Linked DNA regions of Mus musculus: all the other regions are linked to region 1. The links are chromatin loops, found by intact Hi-C in ENCODE. Cell type or tissue: left cerebral cortex. All regions are shown on one strand.

The links. Hi-C counts contacts between places; a loop is a spot of excess contacts. Peaks named below come from ENCODE experiments on the same cell type or tissue, not always from the same donor. Only the 100,000 strongest peaks of a DNase experiment are listed, where the experiment ranks them.
Region 2: it touches region 1 in a loop (8-fold over the local background); 5 of 42 quality-filtered maps call a loop at or near these places.
Region 3: a loop joins it to region 1, with 2.5 times the contacts of the local background. A loop is called at or near these places in 2 of 42 quality-filtered maps.

Annotation. Positions count from the first base shown.
Region 1 is chr14:88,461,906-88,469,905 of GRCm38, forward strand. It overlaps Pcdh20 (protocadherin 20), which reads right to left. Exons shown (of 3, transcript NM_178685.5): 3 at 2,842-7,825. The coding sequence ends at 5,099. Among named protein-coding and RNA genes, the nearest start is that of Pcdh20, 5.5 kb to the right of the region's middle. In left cerebral cortex, CTCF peaks have their summits at 4,730 (motif pointing left) and 7,677; DNase peaks (open chromatin) are centred at 2,692, 4,214, 4,735, 5,520 and 2 more places; H3K4me3 peaks cover 2,140 bases; H3K27ac peaks cover 1,215 bases.
Region 2 is chr14:87,562,330-87,570,329 of GRCm38, forward strand. No RefSeq gene overlaps it. Among named protein-coding and RNA genes, the nearest start is that of Tdrd3, 150 kb to the left of the region's middle. In left cerebral cortex, CTCF peaks have their summits at 4,029 (motif pointing right) and 4,984; DNase peaks (open chromatin) are centred at 4,111, 4,977, 6,018 and 6,371; H3K4me3 peaks cover 1,093 bases; H3K27ac peaks cover 543 bases.
Region 3 is chr14:88,275,389-88,283,388 of GRCm38, forward strand. All of the region lies in intron 3 of Gm33203 (a long non-coding RNA gene), which reads right to left. Among named protein-coding and RNA genes, the nearest start is that of Gm33203, 58 kb to the right of the region's middle. In left cerebral cortex, a CTCF peak has its summit at 3,156 (motif pointing left); a DNase peak (open chromatin) is centred at 3,148.

The sequences.
Region 1 (8,000 bases):
TTAAACTGTGCATAAAAATGTTCTTATTGACTACAAAGTACAGATAATTCTTCAAAAAAAAATAAAAACTACCCGAAACAATGTTATCCTGAATACCATCTATTCACATCTCACTATCTTTTCCCCAAGTTTCCAGCATGAAACCTTTGTGTATGAGCATTTAAATCGTGCCTGCATGCCAAATACAGAAGCAAATGTTTAGAATAAGACATATTTGGCGACATTATCCTCATAATGAAATATCTACCACATGGACACTGAGTAATGTTTGGTAAATTGAATACAATTGACAGACATAAAGATGAAATAAACTGGGGAAATCGATGCCTTTGTAATTTCATCTCTCATAAAAGCCAACATTAGGCATGGCAGCTACTGCCTCAACTCTCTCATTGCTGATTTAATGTGAATGTAATTACTTATGCTTTTCAGTTTTGTAAATAAAATAAAATAAAATAAAATAAGCTCAAGGTAAATTTCAAAAACAACTTGCTTGTTATCATATGCAAATTCCTATATTACCATCAGTTTTATCAGTTCCTATGACATCTGTTTCATATGTTATAGTGTAAAGATTTTTTTAGTTAAATATTTTGTCCAATATGTATTTACTTTTCTACAAAATTTACACACATCATCAAAATGCTCTTTTAAATTTTTTTTAATTAAGATTCTAATTTAGCAAACCACTTTTTGATTTCTTTCATTGTTTTTTTCTCTGAAGCCTGGAAGGGTGGTAACTGCACACACACATGCTCACACATCACTTTCACATATATAGTTCTGTCATTCTCAGATAACTTTCTCTCTTCCTACACCCTGCTGCCTAAGAGGACACTTCGAAATACTATTAGACAGTTTTGAGAGGGACACAGAATAGAAATCACTTCTGTTTTTAGGTCTTCTGGAACTTTCTAGGATTAGGGTAGGTCCTGTTTCCATGATACCCATAAAATAGGAAGTTTTATTAGGTAGAAGGTTTTTAAATTTTGTTTTCTTATAGGCCTTCCACATCATAATGCATATTTGTAAGGGACTCTGTATCCTTGACTGCTAATTCTGTGTTAATTATGCATGGGAAATATATGTAAAAATGAGAAGCACAGTGTTCTGACTTTATACACTATTAGGTTCAGTGAGATTCATATACTTTGTGTGATACTCTTAAAGGAAGGCAATCCAGAGGCTAAGTGCGATGGCTCAGGGGGTAAAGAGGCTTGACACGTTTCACAATCTGGGTTTGATCCCTGGGACAAACTGGTACAAGTTGTCTTCTGACCTCCACACATGCGTAAACCATGGCCCCACTAAAAATAAAATAAATGTAATGGGAAATAATTTAAATTTAGGGGTTTATTACAGAAGAAAAGTGGAATTATTAAGAACTACTATATATAAATATGTGACATTTGAAAATTATTAAAGATTGATTTGAGCATATTCTATCTCAAAATCTACATGATGTTTTCATTACAATAACCAGGGAAAAGATGACAGATCTGCATCTCCCAGTCATTAGGAATAAATTTACTTAGTAACTTTTTAAGCTTTCTTGCACTCCTGGCAGCTCTCTTGTCAATATTTATTCACCATGTGCATGTTACCACACCGTGATAGGCAGAGTATGTACGTCAGCAATGTGGATATTTTGTAATAGCAGACTGCTTTACCCTGTGTGTGTAAATTCAGTAGAAAAGCACCCCAGGTATGTGTGTTCTATGTATCCATGAACTGAGGCTGCCCCATGGAGCCAAAGAACACCCCCTTCCACAGCTACCTTTTGATTGCATTTTATCTCCTGTGCCAAAGGTCAATATGCTGAAATTAGTCTTCAAGGAGAATTGCTTGATCTCTCTGTCTCTGTCTCTGTCTCTGTCTCTGTCTCTGTCTTTCTCTCTCTCTCTCTCTCTGTCTCTCTCTCTCCCTCCCTCTCTCTTTCTTTTTGTTCCCTTTTTTTTCTTCTTATTTTTGATTGTTAAGATAGACATCTTCCAGGGGTGCAAAATTAGAATCTTTGTGAGACTTCTTATTGCAATTAAGTCAACTTTATATGCTGTTCTTAATGCTTCTTTTTCTGACAGTACAATCAAGCCTGCTATTTTCTAAAACACTGGACTGGCATCTAAAATACTAGGGATTAGGTTTTTACTAATGTGCCAGTTTCTTAGGTTTTTTTTAAGAGGTGTGTGTGTGTGTGTGTGTGTGCTTGTGTATGTGCATGTTTGTGTTTATGTGTGCTTGTGTATGTTTGATTGTGTGTGAGTATGTGTGTTTGTGTGTGTGTGTATATTTGTGTAAGTATGTGTGTTTGTGTATATGTATGTTTCTGTGTATGTGTTTGTGTGTATGTGTGTGCTAGTTTTGAGTTCTTGATAAAAGTGTATCTGCCAGAAAAAAATGAATAGCTTTTTAAAAAGTTTATGATCATGAATCAAGTATTGAAAAGATAATGTGAATTATTTACTTACCCAGATGAAATTGCTATATTCGTTTTATATTTTCAAGTTCAAATTAATGAACCCTTTCCTCCATAGTGTAAGATGTATTTGGCAGGGCAGATATCAGAGACATCCCTTCATCATTAAATTGGGCAAGGGAACTCACTGGCTCTCAAACTGTTAAATGGATATTAGGTCTTTTAATGAATGGAACAGTTATCTTGGTGCCAGCTTAACTAACAACATTGACATGATTAGCATACATTTTGGCAACAGTTGTAGCACAGGGTCTCAGGAAAAAGAAGCTTTTATGTCTAAGCCTAATTTACTTTAGCTTTCCCTGCTATGTCTGCTTTTAATGTGAACAAAATAATATGCAAAGGAAATCCTACAACAAAATTATTTATGAATACATAATTTTATTAAGGTCATTGATATTTCTCATGCAAGAAATGAAGTTCAATAACCAAACCGCCCCCAAACACATGAACCATGCTCAAATTGTGAAATGAATAGAATGTTTTCTCTTTTTATAATGATGCTAAAAGTCATGAAGCTTGTGGAGGATTTATTTATTTTATTAATGCTGCCTCATGTCTTTTATGTAGCTTCTCCTTTTATTAAAAAAAAAAAAACTAAACAAACTGACTGTAAAAAATGTGTTGCTTCTTTGTTATGTAAGAGTTGTGAATGAACAGTTTATGGGCTTTGATGGTCTTATAAGTCTTTTATTTCAAGTGTCTATCATACAAAAGGAGCATTCATGAAAATATATTGAATTTTTTGTCTTAGATTCTGTTGCCTTATATATTTATTTATCTATATTATCAAAGTGAAGAAAACAAGAATAAGCAATTAATATAAATCTAATATGTCCTGTGTTTATATTTAAGCTTTTTTATCGTGTGCTATTATCTTAAAATATTGCAAGTTAGTGAAACACAATAAGCACAGAGGTTGCTGGGATGTGAGGGAACACTCACAGTGATATTAAGTCTATAATTAGCTAATGGGAATATAGTCATGCATGAATGCAAATTTTCATAGGAACTTAAACATATAAGCAAATTCTCTTCTATATATGTCTACAATTTACACACCCTTAATAATTTACCCAGTGCTTAATTAGGTCATGGATTAGTTTAATATAAACTTTAGCATAGCAGAATACCACTATTTCTCACACTTAATCCTAGAAACAGACACCAATAGCAGGCACTTCAGTGAAAGAACAAGCCAGTGTTCAAATATAAAATGGTAAAAATAATCAAGAAAATGTGAAAATATAAACTTTTAATTTGCAGACATATAAACAATTTTGGTATGGTACAGACACATGAGGGTGATAAGTAAAGCGACTCACTTTGAAGCTAACACATTTCTTGTTTACACAGACAACTTTGCTACAGTTCTTACATAAAATAAAATCCCCATCTCATGCAAAGAAGGAAGCGATAGAAATCACCGACAAACCAGGTTTCTTCATTGCAAAAGACTGGTAAAAACTAAATCATCAAAATAATCTGCAGATGGGCTTACAAATAAAACTTTGGATGTATTCCAGAAGCAAATAGGGAAGCCAGAACTTTAGCTAATCGTCCAAAACAACTACAAAAAGTGTAACTTTCATATAAAATGCCTAACTCAAACAACCAACAGCGTACAGTAGCCTTTTGAAGAATTCAATCTGAATACAACTTTTATTTTTCTTATAGGGTAGATGAACAGAAGTGGACCCACGCTAACATAAAACCCACGGAAAACTTGCTGCTGACCAGCGAAGAGTGCACTAAGATATCATAAACACCAAGCAAGCAAGTAGAGATTGAGACACTGATGTGTGTCTTGATCTTTTACTGAGTACAATGTCTAGATGCTTTTCACGAACGGAAGAATACACAGATGGTTCCTAACCCCATTTAATTCTAGCAAGTGCAGGAGGAAAGCAAACAGAGAGCAGGAGGCGTTACACGAAACATCGCACTCTTCAGCAGGTCAAGTTTATAACACATGGCAATGTGTTTTGATGCTTGCCCCTAAATAATTGTACTTCTTTTCAAAATGCCTTCTCTTTCAAACTAAAATCGGTGTACCTATGAGGTAATACATTTTCTGTTTGCAAGTGGATTTCTTTTCTTTCTTGTCATATATTTAAGCAGAGAATTCAGTTTACCTTAATTTTACATTTAATGTTAAAAACAATATATTTAAAATATACTCTCTCCTTAATTTCCTGTACAACAACTATCATGTACAATGCCACAGATCCCTGCAAAGGGGAAGCTGGTGCCCTCTTGTGGTGAAAAGACATTTTAGAAACAACAAAAATGTACTTCTCTTACCTTAGTCTTGAGTTTTGACAGTCATCTGCTTGGTGTATTAGAGCTGCCAGTTATATCCAACATTTTACATATAGGTATTTATATATATATATAAATAACAATGATATAGCTGTTAGTACTAATTTTCATTTAAAAATTCTGTACACATTTTATAACTTCTGATTTTGCATTAAAAACCTGTAAACAGCTATTTACAATATAGTACAAGTTATAAATTAATTGTCCTTTAGTGGAACTGTGTCAGCACAATGTTGTCTGCTTGACAAAGACTACCTATGGCAGTTACAATGTCCCTCCATGTTATTCCACAATGGCATATCAAATGTTAGAAATATCCACTGGTTTTCTCTCTCTCATACACAAGTCAATTTTTCCTTTCAATGGAATCTGTACTTCCAAATTGTCATCTTCCCTGTGATGCTTTTTACCTTTCCGTAAGCAGATGTATATTCCCATCCCTGTAACTAGTGTGATGGAGCCCAAGCTTATGACTGACAGAGCTACCAATGTGGGCATACAGGACATAGATTCTACCTTCCTATGAGTTGGCTCTATTGAGATTTGTGGTTCTTTCTCTTCTATATTAATTTCTGGCTCCTTTCTCAAAAGGCTCTCAATGTAGCTCTCGTTACTGACAGTGTCATTGACAAATAAGTTCACCATGACTGTGGAGTGGAGAGGCTCAGGGTATCCGTGATCACTCACTTTCACCAGTAAGCGATGCAACCCATAATCTGTCTGAAGCAAGGCTTCCTCCAGAGTGATGTTGCCAGTCTTGGGGTCAATTCTGAAAGACTCAGGCCTGGGACCTCTTCTCCCTATGATGCTATAAGCTATGACAGCATTCATGCCTGTGTCTTTGTCAACCGCATAGACTTCTGTTACTGGTGAGCCAGGGAGAGTAGAAGGTAGGACCAGCAAATAAGACATATTAGATTGAGGGAATAAAACAAGAGGAGGGTTATCGTTGATGTCCAGAAGAAGAATTGTGATTTTTGTGGTAGAGGAAAGGGCAGGCTCACCCCCGTCAACAGCCTCCACCCACAGAGTGTAAGAGCTTTGCTGTTCTCTGTCTAAAGAGACTTTAGCTCTCAACATACCCTTGCCTGTGTCTATGACAAAAATGTCACTCTGGTTCATTACGGACAGGGCTACCCATCCGTTCCTTCCAGCATCGGCATCTGTTACACTGATGACTCCAATTTCACCATACCCCGGAAAGTTTTCTGGGACAAAAAAGCTGAAGTCCTTGTTGATGAACCTCGGACTGTTGTCATTTTTATCCAACACAGTGAGGGCCACTGTAGCCACTGATTCTCTGGGTGGCGTCCCACAGTCCACTGCTCGGACAGTATACCTGTACTTCTCTTTCTCTTCTCTGTCCAGCTGAGTAGAAACTGTCAGAATCCCTGTGACACTGTCTAAGGAAAAGTATGACGGAGCATCAGGTCCCAAGAAGTAGGAAACTCGTCCCATCTCTCCACTGTCAGCATCTGTAGCGTAGAGCTTTGTCAGAAAGGCATTGGGTGCGTTGTTTTCTTCAATGGTCAATTCTATCAAGGGCTGAAGGAAAACAGGGGCATTGTCATTGTCGTCTAAAAGTTGTACTTTAATGATTCTCTTGACATGAAATCCCTCTGAGTTCCAGGCCACTACAGCTATTTCATAGAAGGACTGCACTTCATAGTCCATAGGCTTTGTGGTCTCCAACAAATATTCATTGTTGTACGGCTTGTAGGGTGCCAGCCTGAATGGCCCTTCACCATCCAAGAAGCAGTTAATCTTGTATTTACCTTCTGGATCTCTGATGGTAAAAAACGCAATTGGAGTATTAACAGGCTCCAGTTCTTTCAGGTACACAACACCATCCACCTCATTTGCGATATAACGTGGGACGATTTCTGGGGGTCTGAAAACGACTTTGATGATCGATACAAGAGCAGTGATCACTGCAGGGATACAGCCAGGTCCATTAGCTAGGATGGTGAGCTTATGTGTCTGTAGGACACTCCCGCCAATCTTACTGGAAAGCTTAATGACTCCAGTAACTTCATCCAGGTGGAATAAATCCTTGGTTTCCTGTGGAACTTTCTGGCTGTAACTGTAAGTGATCTGTGCATTTGTCCCCAAGTCTCTATCCACAGCCTGGACTGTTGCAACTGGGGTGCCCACTGTAGCATTCCCATAAACGGTGACATTAATTTGTGAGTCTATAAAGAGAGGACAATTGTCATTAATGTCACTTATGCCAATGGTGAGGGTGGCACTGCCCAGCAGTGGTGGAGACCCACCATCCTCAGCTATGATGATGCTCACATACTGGTCCTGGGTTTCTCTGTCCAAAGCACCCATGACAATCAAGTAGGGTGTGCGCTCCCCGTTCTCATTCTCCTCCACGTCCAGGGTAAACATGCCATGGTAGTCTAGTAAGCGATAGGTTTGCACACCGTTAATGCCTACATCAGGGTCCACAGCAGGATGCTCTATAGCCAATCGGGTATTTACAGGTGAATTTTCTGGGACCCAAACAGAGATTTCAGAAATGGGGAACTGCGGAGCATTGTCATTGATATCCCTGATGGCAATTTTCACCTTCACAAACCGAAAATATTCCTGAGGCAGGACCAGCACGTCCAGAAGCAAAAGGCAAGAGTCAGAAGAAGGAGAGGAGGCAATGGAGGTACTGCCGGCCCAGGCAGCCCCACCGCCCCCATCCAGGCACAATGCTTCTCTGTCGATCTCCTGTGCAGAAGTGTGCAGCTCGCCGGAGCGGTTGTTTAGGGTCACATACTGGCCACTCAGTCCCCCGGAGGCCAAGCTGAAAGAGAGAGGGGGGTTCCCCTCAGAGGCAGTGCGCTCTGGATGCAGCAACTGCTGGTTCTGTCTCCCAGAGGCCCGAGGCAGCAGCCTCAGGTCCTCCGCCAGGCTGCCTATGAGCACTCCGGCGGGCAGTCCCTCATTTAGGCTGTACAGAAGCTCGGTAGCACGGCTGTAACTCGCGAGGCAATTGAAGGGTCCCACGAAGAGGAAAAGCAGAAAAACATGCTGGAGTGAAGGAAGGGGACAACGGTGATTATACACTCCAGGAAGCAGAGATCAGAGTTAGGAAGTAGTGACCCCCCTCCAGGGACAATGCTAAACTTCCTCACCATTACCACAAACAAAACCCCTAATCTGAACTGAGCAAAGTAGAAACTTGCTGCCAGAGGGGAAAGAGCTG
Region 2 (8,000 bases), 900 kb before region 1:
GGTGGAGTGGGTGGGTAGGGGAGTGGGGGTGGGTGGGTATGGGGGACTTTTGGTATAGCATTGGAAATGTAAATGAGCTAAATACCTAATAAAAAATGGAAAAAAAAAAAAGAGATGTCACCTGGACTCCTTTGTCAAACTCCATTGCTCCAGGACCATCGCTTGAGAGTTATTTCTTCTAGGAGTATTTGGACTGTACACACCCAGGGGAGAAAGCACCATCTTTAAGACTGAGTAGTGAAGAAATACGTGCTTCTATTTGGGAATGCAGAGAGTTTTAGTAAAAGCTTGTAGATCCGGTTAAGACATTGACTACCTGAAAGCACAGACCTGCATGTTGTGTCTTCCCATTCATGCAGAAGGAGACTATGACCAGGAACACTTGGAAGAGAAAGAAGTAGTGGAGAAGACCATAGCCATAGTCTAACAGACCTTTTTTAAAAAAAAATGAGAAAAGAGATGTGAGAATCTAGAAAATAATTCCTTCAAACTATCTATATCTGTGCATCTTGTGCAGGGTTGATCTGTCTCACTGGGTGGAGTTGGATGTTGTAATTTAGACAGTGAGTTTTTCCCCTGAAGGAGCATCAGCAGCCTCCAGAGCCTTTTGTAGAGGCCACTGCCACTTCTTTCCAGAGATTTGGATTCTGAGAGCTTCTTTTAATTCATCTCCAGGATAGGCCACAAAGCTCACAGTTGGTTTCCATGTTCAAAAACAAAAATCACTATTTTGAGTAGCCTATTAGAATCTACCAGAGAATGATCGCCCCCCAACCCCAAAACAACAACAAATAACAATACCTAGCAGTAGGATTACAAAGACAGTTGAAAATTAAAAAAGATAGCATAAACTCTCCCTGTTAAAAATAAGCGATGAGAGTCCCTCCCCTCCCCTTTATCCTAGACCATTTATGTTAGAAGCCTATAATTATAAATATTCTTTTCTTTACCTGAAATGTCTGAGCATCCTTTGAAACTAAACAGGTCTTTTGTGAGTCTGATGACTGGGGAGTGTCTTTCTCCAGGACCTGGGCTTCATTTCTTTGAAACTCAGGCACATCAAAGGAGATGGCACCCATTCTCACCCTTGCTGTCTCTGCAAGGCCATAGGAGCCTCACTTCAGCAGCACATAGCTCCAAACTCCAGAACTGTCACCTGCCAGATAAAGGTTGTCTTTTCTTCTGCTTGAACCCAACAAAGCAACAGTTACCAGCTGTTACCCGGTACAGTTGAGTCCTCTGACTTGAGGGCCAGTGGTTAATTTTGAGACCTGTGTAACAGGCGGTATGTGATTGGCTTTACCTCTTCTTACTGAACTGCCCACCACCTCGTGTGTGCCACGGCCTGACTTCATGTTTATTCTCCAATTAAACTGATTTGTTTCTGTCTCCGCTATCTTTGTGGAGAGGTTTTTCTGGGTCGAGGGAAGATTGTGTTGTATGCTATTGCCCTAGCAACAGGCTTGCCTTTTTTTTTTTTTTTTTTTTTTTTTTTTTTTTTTTTTAATCACAGGTACCCCAGGAGAAGCAGCAAGTTTAGTACAGAAACTGTAGCTATTGGGGAAGCTTTACTCCATGGGCACCTGGGCCAGAAGCCAGCCCACGAGGATTGCCATAGAACCAGAAGGTCAGGTCCCTTGACCAGTACCTGGTGGCTGTGCTGGCCAGCTGTGTGTATGTGTCGGGAGGCGGGGACTGAGTGGCCAGGCCTGGCCATACGCAGATTGCTCTTACCTGCTTCTTCAGGGTCGGCTCTGAAGTTCCTTTTCACTCAGCCTCTCAGTTCAGTACTCCCAGGAGGTACTGTCCTTGCTCACTGAGCTCCTGCCCTGCGTGGGCTGTGGGATTACAAAACCTAGCCTTCCGAATGCTGTGGAGGCCGTCTCCCCACAAGACGAATCACTCCTTCCCCTGTGATATTTCTGTCTCCTCTTTGGATCTAGCCTTGCTGACATGATTTATCATCTCACCCTGTAGGCACCAAGGCTCTCGCTGCTTTAAACTTCTCTTTCCAGGCTTGCCCAGGACCCTGCCTACCTTCTTCCATCGCCCTGGGTCCTGGGCGCAAAGTTTCCCTGTTAAGCAGCCTGGTGCATGACCCATTATGGAGTGGGAAAATCGATGTGACCTGAGAGAGGGCAAGCCTGTCCTCTCAGTCTGGCACACCTACTCTTTTAGTTCAATGACGAGAGGGAATTAGAGGCCGGGAAAGAAAGTGACAAAGCAGTTTCCCAACCTGTATCTAGGACGCATTTGTCAACTGTGGCTCCTGCCTCTCGCTCTCCCCAAGCACTGTCCTGTGGCACTATCTTCAATTTTCACTGTTTCTCCCCCTGCCCCCACCGCCCCATTCCTTTCTTTAAACCTCAGAAAAGCTACTCATCTGGCTCATTGAAAGCCCCTTAGAGTAAATAGAATTCTGCTCAGACCCCACGGAATTGCTTCTTTTCGGTGCTCACCCAACGCTAGGACTCTGTTGAGAGCAAATACGCTGCGTGTACAGGGCCAGTATCAGCAAGAAGAGCTCTGTCCCAAGGAGAAAAGATGGGCAGGCCTTTTAGAAACAGATTTCCCCCAGGTTCAGACTCATCAGCTTCATATCAAAAATGCATCGCCAAGTCTAACTGGCTTGTTTTCTGTAGCTTGTGTCACACTGGTCGAATTAAGGGCAAACAAACGGATGAATGAATGTGTGCTAGCTCCTCTATGCGGTTTGATATGTGCCTGTTTCCGTACAGTTTCCCAGGTTTAATGATGCATGCAAAAAAAAAAATCAAGAAATAGAACACCCACCCCCACCCCCACCCCCACCCCCACCCCCACCTTCACCCGCAATTCTGAAGACAAGAGGTTTGGATATTCGGTTGCTAATAAGTTTGAGACAAAGCCATTCAGCAGCCAAATCACACCTGAAATGATGCAAAACTGCATGGAATGTATTTACTTCATTTAGTGTGACTCTGCTCCTGTTTTCACGAGTGGAACATTAATGTTAAAGATGAGTGCTGTTCCAGATGCTACCCATAGCATGTATTACCAATGTCCTGATATTTCTCAATTTGGAGCACACGTAGTCCATAATGCTTCAGATATGGAATTATGGAGCTATATTGTGGTTATTGCGGAGGACTGTCATGTAATTTGTGAGACAAATTACATTTGTGCATATGCCCATTTACAAATTAATGTAAATGTTTCTCCTAGCATTCTACAAAACATTAGGGGCACTGCCTTTTGCACACTCACCTGTCACCAGATTACAGATCTGTTCTCCAGTCAATGTTTCAAGCTCGTCATTCCTAGTCCATAATTGCTGCACTCAAGTGTTACAGAAAGGACAAAAAGGCAGAACAAACATGCAGGGCAGAGCACATTACGGGATATTTTGATGTATCTTCAATTTTCTCTCTCAATAAATTCTTTGGACAACCTACTGCATGAAAATGTTGGCTTTCATTGTTAAACCCAATCGTCGTTCCATTTTAAGTGGCTAAATATGTACTTTAAATATCTTTAAAACTATTTAATTACATTTCAAGGCATATGAAGATGAAAATAAATTTTACTTCTATGCTTACTATAAAACCAATTAAATTTGAAAATGCTATGCTTCGATTTGAGCAAATAGAATAACTTCTTTGCTGTACGAGTAAATGTTTCATCTCTGCTCTTGCCATTATCCTTGCTTTATTATCAAGATAAGCAAGGTATTAATGAATCCACCTAACCATCAATTTATCCATCTAACTACCATCCGTGTAGGTATCAGCTAGCTACTAATTCATATTTTCTTCACTGTTCTAGTTAACTTTCCATGGCTATCACAAAAAGCTGAGATTGCCAGCCTAACAGGAGGAGATGTTTACTTGGACTCACGATTCCAGCAGTGTCATTGCACATTCAGGTGTCTTTGTTGCTTTAGGCCTGTGAGGAGACGTAGCTTCATAATGGGACCGTGTGGCTTTAAGCTGCTCACCTCCTGGAAGCTGTTATCAAGAGGAAGAGACTGCAATCCTCAATTTCCCCACCAGAGGACGCTGACAGCAGCCACACTTTCTCCCACAGGTCTTACCCTGCTCAAGGTCTCACCATCTCCTAGTCGCGTCCCAGGTTGGCAGCAAAGCCTTTGAGGGACACTCAAGGGGCAAGCCAGAGCAACCACAGACTTCAGAGACTCTGCTAGATTCTAATAGGATTAGCATTTCGAGGTTGTCCTTATGGAACTTCAGAGTGAAGGTCTGCTGCGACTCAGGAGGAGATTGCTTTGAACTTAGAGGAAGCATTTAACAAGACAGATGATCTTTAAAAGAGTCTGAAAGACAGAGACTGAAAAAGCCTGGCCTTGGGAGCCAGAACACCTAGTTTCAGATTCCGTGCTATGCTTTAGTCTCCGTGTGAGCCAGGCAATCTGCTTAACCCATCCCATCTTAATCCCCTTGTCTATAAATGAGAGGAAAATGTTACGGCATTATTTTACAAGTTTATTCTAAGGGTAAGCAGATCATGCTAAATAATTTCTGAACTAAAGAAATCACGACACTTTGCACATGGTAAGTACTCAATAAATGCAGTCTTACTTCTTGCATTTGATTCCGTTTAGTTCTTGGTTTTTTTTCCTGCTTTATACCCAATTCTCTGGTTCATCTTTTTCCAATCATTTAAATATTCATTGAATACATATAGCATACATGGTACAGCCATCTGTGGTAGGGATGCAAAAACTCAAACATCCCTGAAGAGTCTAACCACTTAACAGAGGAGAGAGAAGTGAGAGAAATCAGTAAGGGATAATCAAGGGGAAGAAAAGAGCACACTGCCTTTGCCCTGGAAGGCAGAGCTGAGAATACAGAGTCCTGGTTGCCTTGGCAACCGATAATCCATAAACATGTCCTATGGAGAGGTTTTCAACCAATAGCTTAGTAACTTAAAAAAATCTGCTCCTTAAACTGCAGCGAGAAGAGATGAGGAAGTGCACATAGTTGCCTGTAGGGGACGACAAAACTGCAACATCTAGGTCTCTGCTGTGTGTCCTTGACCAGGTCATTTAACTCCTCTGTGCATGGTTTCTGCACTTGAAGATAACTGCTGTTATTTCATTGAAGAAAAAGAATAAGTAAGCCACTTACTGTGTCATTAACAAGCACGGACTCACCATTTGATACACAGTGGCTGTTATTTTCCCTCTCTTAGAATTCTTGCCAACTGTTTCCCCTCAAAGTCCCACCATGAGCACTGACATGCTGAACACAGTAATTCCTCCGGATTCTTTACAAGAAAAGCACTTTAAATACAAACTAATCTTCCGTGTGTGTATTACTTTAACCTTAGTCCCACATTCTTCTTTTAAACCTTTATTTATTATTTGGTAATTTTATGTCTAATAATTTGGTTTTTTAAAAATCTTCTCCTACCACCCGACACAGGACACGTACCCAACTGAAGGCTGACTGGAAGGTCACATGTGAAAAACTCACAACAGGCACAGTGTATAACTGAATAACTAGCTTATTCTCAAACAACGAAAACGAGTTTAGAGTTGTAGCACAATGAGAGCATCTCGGGTTCTGGTGACTGGGTGGGGAGAAGCTGCCCCTTCCCATAGGTTCCTCATAACCTAGGCAGGAAGCCAGGCACCTATCCAGTCAGTCTCTGTTCCCGGAACAGCCGTCGGGACTCGGGCTTGAGATCTGCTTTTGGTTTCTGGTGTACCATGGCTCTCTTCACAGGGGCACTCAGCGTGACTTTTAGCTCAGAGGCAGCAGGGATCCATGCCAGAACCCCGGAAACTTAATGATCTGCTTCCTCCTCTCACTACCAGGAGTAATTCTCAGATTTACAGAGCTCTGGCACCCCTTTGGGCCGTGTGCTTAGGCTCCATTTCATCTCCAGAGCCAAGGGATTCCATCCCAAAGGTTAAACCAGTCGGAAGCTGTCTTGCCACTGACAGGATGAATCTTTTCCCGGGGCGGCTCCCAAGCGCTGCAGGTGGCTGAGCAGCAGAGATCACTCTGCATCCCTGAGTGAATGCCTTGGCTTCCAGATTCTCAAAGAGCATCAAAGGCTGATGGGGCTCGCCCCGTTTCAGAGGCGAGGAGGTACTGGAGGCAGCATTAATTGTTGGATCTTGATAACCTCCCCACCCATCTTGTGACGCCCCCTGGGCTCAGAAGCCCATAACCCTGACTGCACAGGCTTTTCTTGGCAGAGACGGCAGCGCTTCGGGAACTTTCCATTTTTCACATGCCAAAACTATGCCTCCAGTGTGCTGTCAATGCGCCCGGCTTGAAAGCGTTCCTTGGTGATGTGCTGGGGGCTGAAGTTTGTTCCCACTTGCTCTCTCCGTGTGTGGGAAGCTCCCCCGGGAAGAGGCTGTGGCTGGGCACGCCCAGATTATCACTGATCTTCTCCTCCCAGGGTTGGAGGCTTGAGAGCCATGGAAGGCTGCCAGGCGCTTGGAGGAGGCTTACAATCCTCCAATTATTGTCAGTGCACCGTGTTACTTCCCTCCAGTCATGAAGTCAGCACGCCATAAACCGTTTTTCCGTTTGCTCTGTGAATTTCAGGCCACAACACTTTAAGTCTCAAATATCGCATCTTTGGAGGATAGTCCCTTTGTAAATTTTGTAACATAACCTTTGAGGGCTAGCAGTAAAACCTGTTAGAAATCTCACCAGAAAACATTTCTTAGCTGACTCTGGTCCCCACTCCCCCCGCCCTCTCCACGGTTTCGTTTCTACTTAGCATGTAGCCTGTAATGTCTTTTTATTAAGATCAGAAATTTAATTATGTACATATTTGAAACCTGAACCCATTAAGTCTACAGATCCCTTGAAAATGCCATTTGCCAGGTGTGCAATCACAGTCAATGTGCAAAAATGTCGCACAACAATTAGGTTTTAAAGCTTAACTTACAACGGGCTGAGGGACTAGCTCTTTAGATGGAGAGAAATTGCTCTGGAGACGGTAAAGCAAATCAGGAAAACGGCTGAATAAGTGAGAAGAGAAATGAAGAGGATTATGTCCCTACAAAAGATATTGGCAGGGAGGGAGAGACTAAAGCAACGAGGAAATGCAGACTGGAAGACAAAAGGGAGCAGAGTCCTCCAATATGGTGGCTCTCCACTGTGGGTCGGAACCCCCTAGGGGGTGGAAAGACCTTTCCCAGGTATTGCCTAAGACCATCTGGAAACAGATATTTCCATTATGATTTGTAACTGTAGCAAAGTTACAGTTATGAAGTAGCAATGACATAATTTTGTGGTTGGGAGTCACCACAACTATATTAAAGGGTAGCAGCATTAGGAAGGCTGGGAACCACTGGTCTAACAGGAGGCTCTGTGGCTAGGGAAGTCTCCCCTGTCTACGGAGACTTCCCTAAGCTGAGGCAGCCAGGTCTTCTGGGTGTTCTCAGGTTCCCACAACACCCCCACTGGGTATGTCTGTTTCTTTCTTTATGTATTGTTTTGCTCTTCACATCATCATCATGATTTATGAGCTGACTTGCCTACTAGACTTTAAACTCCCCAAGGCCAGGGATCGGGAGAATTGTTTAAGACAGTATATCCTGTGAAATAAGGTTTCTCTGACCTTATTTTGTCCAAAGGGCAGGTAATGTCTGTGATAGGCTTTAGGTAGGTGCACCTTCTACATAAACTCAAGTAGGGACTTGGTGTCCGGGGGTTGTCAGCAGACAGGCTTAGTGTTCAGCCAATCCCTAGGGTTGATGACCCAACTTGCCCAAGGCTGCCTCAGATCAAAAGGAACTTTCTTTTTGGAAGATGGCCACATCCAGTACCTAGGATGGCCATCTCTACCTAGCTGGAACAACTCTGACGGGGTATTCTAGACCAATAGAGATGTCTAATGCTATTGATGGCTTTTGCAAGTTGATCTTTCTCTTTGTCCACTTAAGTTATTTTCTCTCTCTCTCTCTGTCTCTGTCTCTCTCTCTCTGTCTCTCTCTCTGCATGTGTGTGTGTATATGTGTGTATGTATCTGCT
Region 3 (8,000 bases), 190 kb before region 1:
CAAAGGTTGCACATAACCATGCTGAGACTTGATGTTCCAGGGTGAAAGGATACCCAGGGGTAGGGGAGCACCTCTCAGAGGAGAAGCAGAGGGGTTTGGGAGGAAGGACTCTGTGGGGGAACAAGAGGGGGGCAGCGATTGGAAGATTTGGATGGAAAAAAATCACAGCAGTGGTTAAAAATAAATAAATTAAACAAACAAAATTAGTGCAGGTCCATGATCCCAGGACCTAGGAGTTTGAGGCAGAAGGACTGGAAATTTGAGACCAATCTAGGCTCATAGTGAAGTGTTATCTCACCAGCCCTCCCTAGTTATGCAGAAAAATTTCACTCTCTGAATAAAAAGTAGTTCATTTAGATAAGAAAATTAGAAAGGAATCTGATAATACAAATAACTTAAAATTTCGAGGTTGATGATGATTTTCAGAGGTTAACACCTATATCTAGTGCAATAAGGAAGTTTATTAAGATCCATGGTATTTTACGAATGAGGATTGGAGAGGCAATCTGTATACACCCAAATTTACTATAATCATGCAGAAGATGAGGACTTATACACTTAGAAAGTTGTTATTTGCTTTTAGCGCATCAGGTGACAGATAGGCAACATCTGGAAATTCTCCATCACTTCTAGTTTTTACAGTATTCCAACCTAAGTTTTCCCTAGCACAGTGATTCTCAACCTTCCTAGTGGTAGAGGCATTTAGTACAGTTCCTCATGTTGTGATAACCAACACCACAAAAAGTATCCTGCTATGAGTTAGTAACTGTAATTTTGCTACTGTTACCAATAGTAATATAGGTACATGGGATGTCTGATAGGCGGCTCCCAAAAGTGCTTCTACAAGAAATTAATTCACAATCCCAAAAAGGTAGCAGAGGGTTTTAATATGATAGCAGATGTTTACATTCCTTGGACTTTCAAAGATCTTCTTTCCTTTTACATCTTATTAGCTTTGTGTCTCTCACGTTTTTAGGAGCCTTTCTAGCCACGCAAGTTGTTAACCCTGAGACCTATCATTGCATGTTTATTACTATCATTAACTCACATTTTATTTTTTCATACTTGTTTGTGTTTCTATTTACTTTCTTATTCAAATAGAACACAAATCGGTGGCCTAAGGCATTGGATCTCCTGTGTTTGCTATTGCCGAGCAGACTCTCAGCAAATGGTTGAATGACAAAATAACTGTTGACAAAGGAAGACTTTTTAAACATAAATCGGGCTACCCATAAATATGAACTGCAACAAATAAGATACACTTTAATTTGCTTCACAAGAAATATCAACTCTAACAATATTGAAGATATACTGATCCTGTTGTTATATGTTAATTATATAATTAATTTTGAAATATATTGACTTCATATTGAACTTTTTTATCTGCAGTTGGTATAATATCATTGTCACTTTGTATTTTTGGTGATGCCTAAATTCTCAGGTAAACTTAAATCATAATCTCTTGTATTTGGAGTTAAATTTGGCAGTCACGAAGCTGGTCACTCTGAGGAAGGCTGTGGTTTTCCTTCTTGCCCAGCTGTTGCTAGATTTTTTTCTCTTGCCTACGTTTTTGGTTTTGAACTGACACTTTTGTTTCTGTCCAGAAATCAGAACTAACATGGGACTATTACATCATCCAGAAAATTTCCACTACAACAAATTGAAATCACTTGAACTCATTTATTAAATGTTGTTTCCCCAGGTCTTTCAGTTCTCTCAAATCAAGAGTAACTAACCATATGCTGACTGCCAAAGGACATGTACTAAGCTCTTATTTAAAACCTAGTCAAAATGAAGTTTAATATTTAGTAGATGCTTCTTAAACACACAGTCTCAGTTTATTGAAAATGTATTTCCTACAACTAGGTGGTGGACTATTAATAATTGCTACGCAAGTATGAAGAAGACTGATGGTAGAATTTGTACAGTATTAACCAGCTCCTTTCTGCTCTTCTCTTCTGATAGTTGCCTCAGCCATGTGTCTAATTATAATACATTGTTTTTGTTTTTATTGTACATTCTTTTCTTAAGCTTATGTGTGATCAATGTTTTGAGTCAAGGTTGCAAATTTGTATTGAAATTATTGTCATTTCCTTTTTATCTTTACAAAGTAACTTGTTTATATACTATCTGGGGGAATAAAAAGAATCCCTCAATTCCTGAAATCCTGAAATTGGAAGTTTAACGGTGCTGGTTTCTGCAACTAGTGGCTAGGTGACTTTGTTATTAGCCACCATGAAGTTTTGTCATTGTAACTAGTGGAAATTGTGTTAACAAAGATGCACTGGGTAATATGTAGATATATCAGAAAATGAATGAATTCATCTAATGAATAGAAACCAGAAGTATGCTTAACATTTGATAATATATAAAAACTACACAAGAAAGGATTATCCTGTCTATAATAAACACTAATATAGAGAAACAATGGTGAAGAAAAATGAACTATACCCATTATTTTAAAGTCAGAAGTAGATGAATAATTGAATATTTTAAAATCTTTTAAAAGGAGTATTTTAAAAATCAGTGGAAACATGAATGGGGGTTATAAGAAATAAAATCCTAGGTAATGGAAAAGGGATTGCACTAGGTTCTGTAGACCTATATAAGTAATCTGGTGTCTACTTTGCATAAACTAAGAAACCATTATGCAATGGAGAATGGACTAGAACTTCATTTATTTTATGTGTAGCAGAGTCTTTGGGAAAGCAGGCTGCTCTCAGAGGCAGGGTTCTAAAGCTGCTTCCTAAGATCTCTTCCCTTGGTTATTCAATAATTCAGTAACCCAGGTACATCTGTGGAAGCAATTTGAAAAGATATTTAAGGTCATGGGTCTTGGGAGAGGAAGATCATCATGGGTTTATTATACAGCAGGATGATATAACTAGGGAAATGTCTCCATTTTGTTCAGACAGGTAAAATACAATAGAGGCAAAGCAAAGGTAAATTGAGAAAACCAGGCCCCACACATTCCTGGCTATAAATGGGCAAGTAAGAGAAATATGGAGGACTTCTACAAATTGAGAACCATACTTAGCCAAAGGCCACAATGAAAACCTGGAGTCTCCAACCTACACTGAGATGCTTGAATAGCACTGATGACCAGAGAGTCCTATTTCCTTAGAACTTCCAGAAAAGCATTCCGTTCTGCTGCCCTCTAGCGTTTTACTTAAACACAAAATCAACTAAATCACCCTGTGCTCAAACATTTATGGGACGATAGGATAATAAACGTTTTGAGCCACTAATTTTGTGACAATTTCTTTTAGCTGAAATAAGAAATGATTAAAGCTATCGTTTTTGTGTGGGAGGGAAGTATATAGAAGTATGATGTTTAACCTTCACTGTCAACTTGACTGGACTGAGAAATGCTCAGAGAATTAATGCAGCGTACTGTTGCATGTATCTGTGAGTGGACCTCTGGTGAGGATTCATACTAAGCATAACATATCAGGGAAAGGGATGTGATGAGTGTGGGTCATAACATCTGACAAGCTGGGGAAGCAAGGGCCGACTTAAAGGGAACGAGAAAGCAGGTATGCAATACAAGTCCTTCCTGAGCCAATGTAACTGTTGCTGCTGGTAACACCTAAGGTATAAGACTACAGGTGTTTTATATTGCTCAATGTGAATTCACTGGGACTCTTTGGAGATTCCAGGCTGAAGGCCATAGGCTGAGGTGCACCTTTGGTTCCCCTGGATGTGAAGCTGCCCATTCTTTGGACTGAGCAGATAGAGTGTTCTCTTCTCTGCAGACTGCCACTGCTGACCTACCCAGAATCCAGTCATGTAAACCAATTAAAAATTCTCCAAAAATAAATATATCACCTCAGGTCTCGTCTTTTAAGGAATCCCGGTGAGAAACAGAAAGCAAAGAACCGTTTGGTAGAAACAGTAAAAATATCCTTGAAATCTATTGATATGGACAAGAGAAAATTGTGCCCTTAAAGAAGATTACCACTTAGTGATTTGAGTTCTAGACATGTTAGTAAGGTACAGGCAATAGGAATGCTAATGGATTAGAGAAGAAATAAAGAGGGGAACAGAACACAAGAAAACACCAAAATATACCCGAGAAATAGCTGAATAAGGATGCCATGACTCATTCCAGATAAGAATGAGCAGGCTTCGAATGGAAGATTGGAATGTTGTTGCTGAACACATTAAGTTTACGATTTTGAATAACTAATAATAATTAAGTTAGAAGATATTTGGGGGTGTACTTGAAAGCAGGAATTGTAGGAACAGCCAAGATTTTTGCCAGTAACTAAGTCATATTACAACCTTTGATGCTAGCTAAATGATAGGTCACTGAGTAAAGTGCTTCCCATACAAGCCTGGGATCTTGAGTTAGGATCCCAAATATTCAGGCAAAAATATACATGTGTTGCTGTGCATCTGTGATACTCAAACTTGTTCTGTCCGTAATCTGGTAGTTATAAAAGGATGAGAACTTAACATCCATATCCTCAGCACCCACACAAAAAGCTAGGCATGGCCAGCAACACTTTCATCTACAATGGTGTACTAGCTGCAGAATCCACCAGGGCAATGTGGCACAGGGCTTGTGGGAGTAACCCACCAATAACTGATTTCATTGAAGGCCACTCACTCCATTATATGAAACCCATACCCAACATTGCTTGAGGGAAAAGGAACTTGAGACTATGTTGACTAGGGACCTAAGATAAAACCAAATAATCCCGACTTAAAGAAGAGAAAGTAGCGATAAAATGACCCCTAGCGATAGTTTTTGTTTTACCTTACTGTATTTAATTTCCTTATACTTCAAAAATGAATGAGTAAATGAATGAATAAATGAATGAATAAAACTTAGCCACTAAGGTAAAGGTTAACCATTTAACTGTCACTTTTACCTGCTCAGAGAGAGAAAATTTGTTTTCTCTAATACCAATCACTCTAGGACAGAAATCATGTATATATAACATATACTAGACTTCACTGTTATTTTTGCATGTAATCTTATTTGTTTACAATTGTGTGGGGGTTTTTCGGAGGGGGTTTTTATTTTCTTGGTTGGGGGTGTTTGTGTTCTTGTATTGGATATTTATTTATTTATTTATTTATTTATTTATTTATTTATTTATTTTAGAAAGAACTTGAAAATTGAATGGCTAGGAAATTGGAGAGATTAAACAAGAATTTGGAAGAGGAAAAATATGATCAACATAAATTTAAATTTAAATTTTGCTTTAAATACTAAAAAAAAAAGAAAGAAAATATTGCTTCACCTTTTCTGTCTCTTTGCTGCTTTCTTTTTTTTTAATTAGGTATTTTCCTCATTTACATTTTCAATGCTATCCCAAAGGTCCCCCATACCCACCCCCCCATCCCCTACCCACCCACTGCCCCTTTTTGGCCCTGGCGTTCCCCTGTACTGGGGCATATAAAGTTTGCAAGTCCAATGGGCCTCTCTTTGCAGTGATGGCCGACTAGGCCATCTTTTGATACATATGCAGCTAGAGACAAGAGCTCCGGGGTACTGGTTAGTTCATATTGTTGTTCTACCTATAGGGTTGCAGTTCCCTTTAGCTCCTTGGGTAATTTCTCTAGCTCCTCCATTGGGGGCCATGTGACCCATCCAATAGTTGACTGTGATCATCTACTTCTGTGTTTGCTAGGCCCCGGCATAGTCTCACAAGAGAGAGCCATATCTGGGTCCTTTCAGCAAAATCTTGCTAGTGTATGCAATAGTGTCAGCATTTGGAAGCTGATTATAGGATGGATCCCTGCATATGGCAATCACTAGATGGTCCATCCTTTCGTCACAGCTCCAAATTTTGTCTCTGTAACTCCTTCTATGGGTGTTTTGTTCCCATTTCTAAGAAAGGGTAAAATGTCCACACTTTGGTCTTCGTTCTTCTTGAATTTCATGTGTTTGGCAAGTTGTATCTTATATCTTGGGTATCCTAAGTTTCTGGGCTAATATCCACTTATCAGTGAGTACATATTGTGAAAGTTCCTTTGTGATTGGGTTACGTCACTCAGGATGATACCCTCCAGGTCCATCCATTTGCCTAGGAATTTCATAAATTCATTTTTTTAATAACTGAGTAGTATTCCATTTTACTAATCTCTGGACCAGAGGTACTCATTGTGTGGGTAGATGCCCCTTTGTCCAACCTCTGTTTCCAAAAATGTTCATAATAGTGTTCATAATAAACAAAAATACAGCTATGAAGGAGTAAGCAGAAAAACTTATAGTTGGGGGTCATCACAATGTGAGGAACTGTATTAAAGGGTAGAATAATTAGGACCCAAAAAGCTAACAAACAATCATATAAGCAAACAAACAAAAAACAGAAAAGAAAAACAAAAGTAGAGATGAGGAATGTAGTGTGGGCTATACACATATGAAAACATCTATAAAAATAAATTGACCCATAAAGTCCACACACAGACACACCCCACCACACACATACATACACACACATACATACATAACTAAGGAACTAATAATTTTTACATAGTACAGTAGGCAGTACTGCAAAATTGTTGATTAAGCAAGTGGTAAAGTGATCTACTTAGTATTAATTCAGAGAAATATAGGTCTACGTCTGTGTATTTGTTATTCTCTATAGCTTACAGATTATGGAGATGAAGAGGGACCCAAAGACTTCAATTAAGCCGAGAAGAAATGGAATGAGATCATAAAGGCAGATTTGAATTTTTACAAAAACACTAAAATTTATTCTTATCTCTTATATACAGTTTCAAAGCAATAAGTATTAGCCATGAGAGTCATCTACACTCACACAAAACAAATGAAGCATATATTCAGTATTTTATAACTTGAGAAAAAAATGATTCATTTAATTTTTATTTGTAAATATTTGAACTTATCTTTACATCACTAAAATTAAAAATAAGTGTTTCAAAATCTAATGAGCTTCAAAAACTACTTTTTGAATTTTATTTTCACTTAAATAATTCAGTATACTAAATTCTATTTGTCTCGATTAGTGTGAAATCCTACAATCTTTGTCATGTTAGAATAAAGGTTTAGAGGTTAGCAAGAGAAACTGTCAGATTTGAGGCAAATGCCAGACTTTTCCTTTTAAGATATTTCTTATCTTTTATCAGTTTCTCTAACCTATCTTTATCATTTCAAGAACAACTCATTTTATATATGTATACATGCATTTGTTGATATATATCATGTGGATATATGCTTTGTGCATATGTAGGTGTGTGAGGAGCAGAAGAAACTATCTGATCTCTTGGAATTGGAGTTACAGATGGTTGTGATCTGGCCTGTGTGGGTTGTTGGAACACAACTCAGGTTCTGTGTATGAACAGAATGAGTTCTCGTCCCTGAGCTGCCTCTCCAGCCCCTAGTATTGTTTCTTTGATAAGGCAAGATTTCATCTGCTACTCTCATTTAGGACCTGGAAGAGGAAACATTTAACAAAGCCTCAATTGAACCCTTTGTCCTATCACTGGACTTAAGACACTGACATGCAAATTCTTAGCTCAATCTTTCAGGCAGACTATCAGATGATAGGCATCAACAACAGAGATCAAACCATTGTTTATCATAGCTGCTTCATTGTGTACTCATAAATCAGATAAACAAATACATTTCTTTATTGTCCAATAATTTGGCAATACAGCCATTATATCTGCATTTATCTTAGAATTTTATGTCTAACTTATAAGGTACTCAGCAATTCTAAACAATTATTTCAATAAAATATGCTTCATCCCTACTCACTTTTTAGTCATTCTGTATTTCTAGGCTGGGGAAATGGTTCATCAAATACCAGCACTAATTGTAAGCCTGACAATCTGAACTTAATCCCCACAGATCGCATAAATGGGCAGATGTGTTGTTTTGCAACTCTAACTCAGCGCTCCTGTAGCTGGAGTAGTAGATGGGAAGTAGACAAAGGAAAATGGCTTAGAAATTCTACTCTAGATACCATGAAGTTTTTGACAAAGATATTTTGGGATAATTTGGGGGAAAAAAGATTAAATCA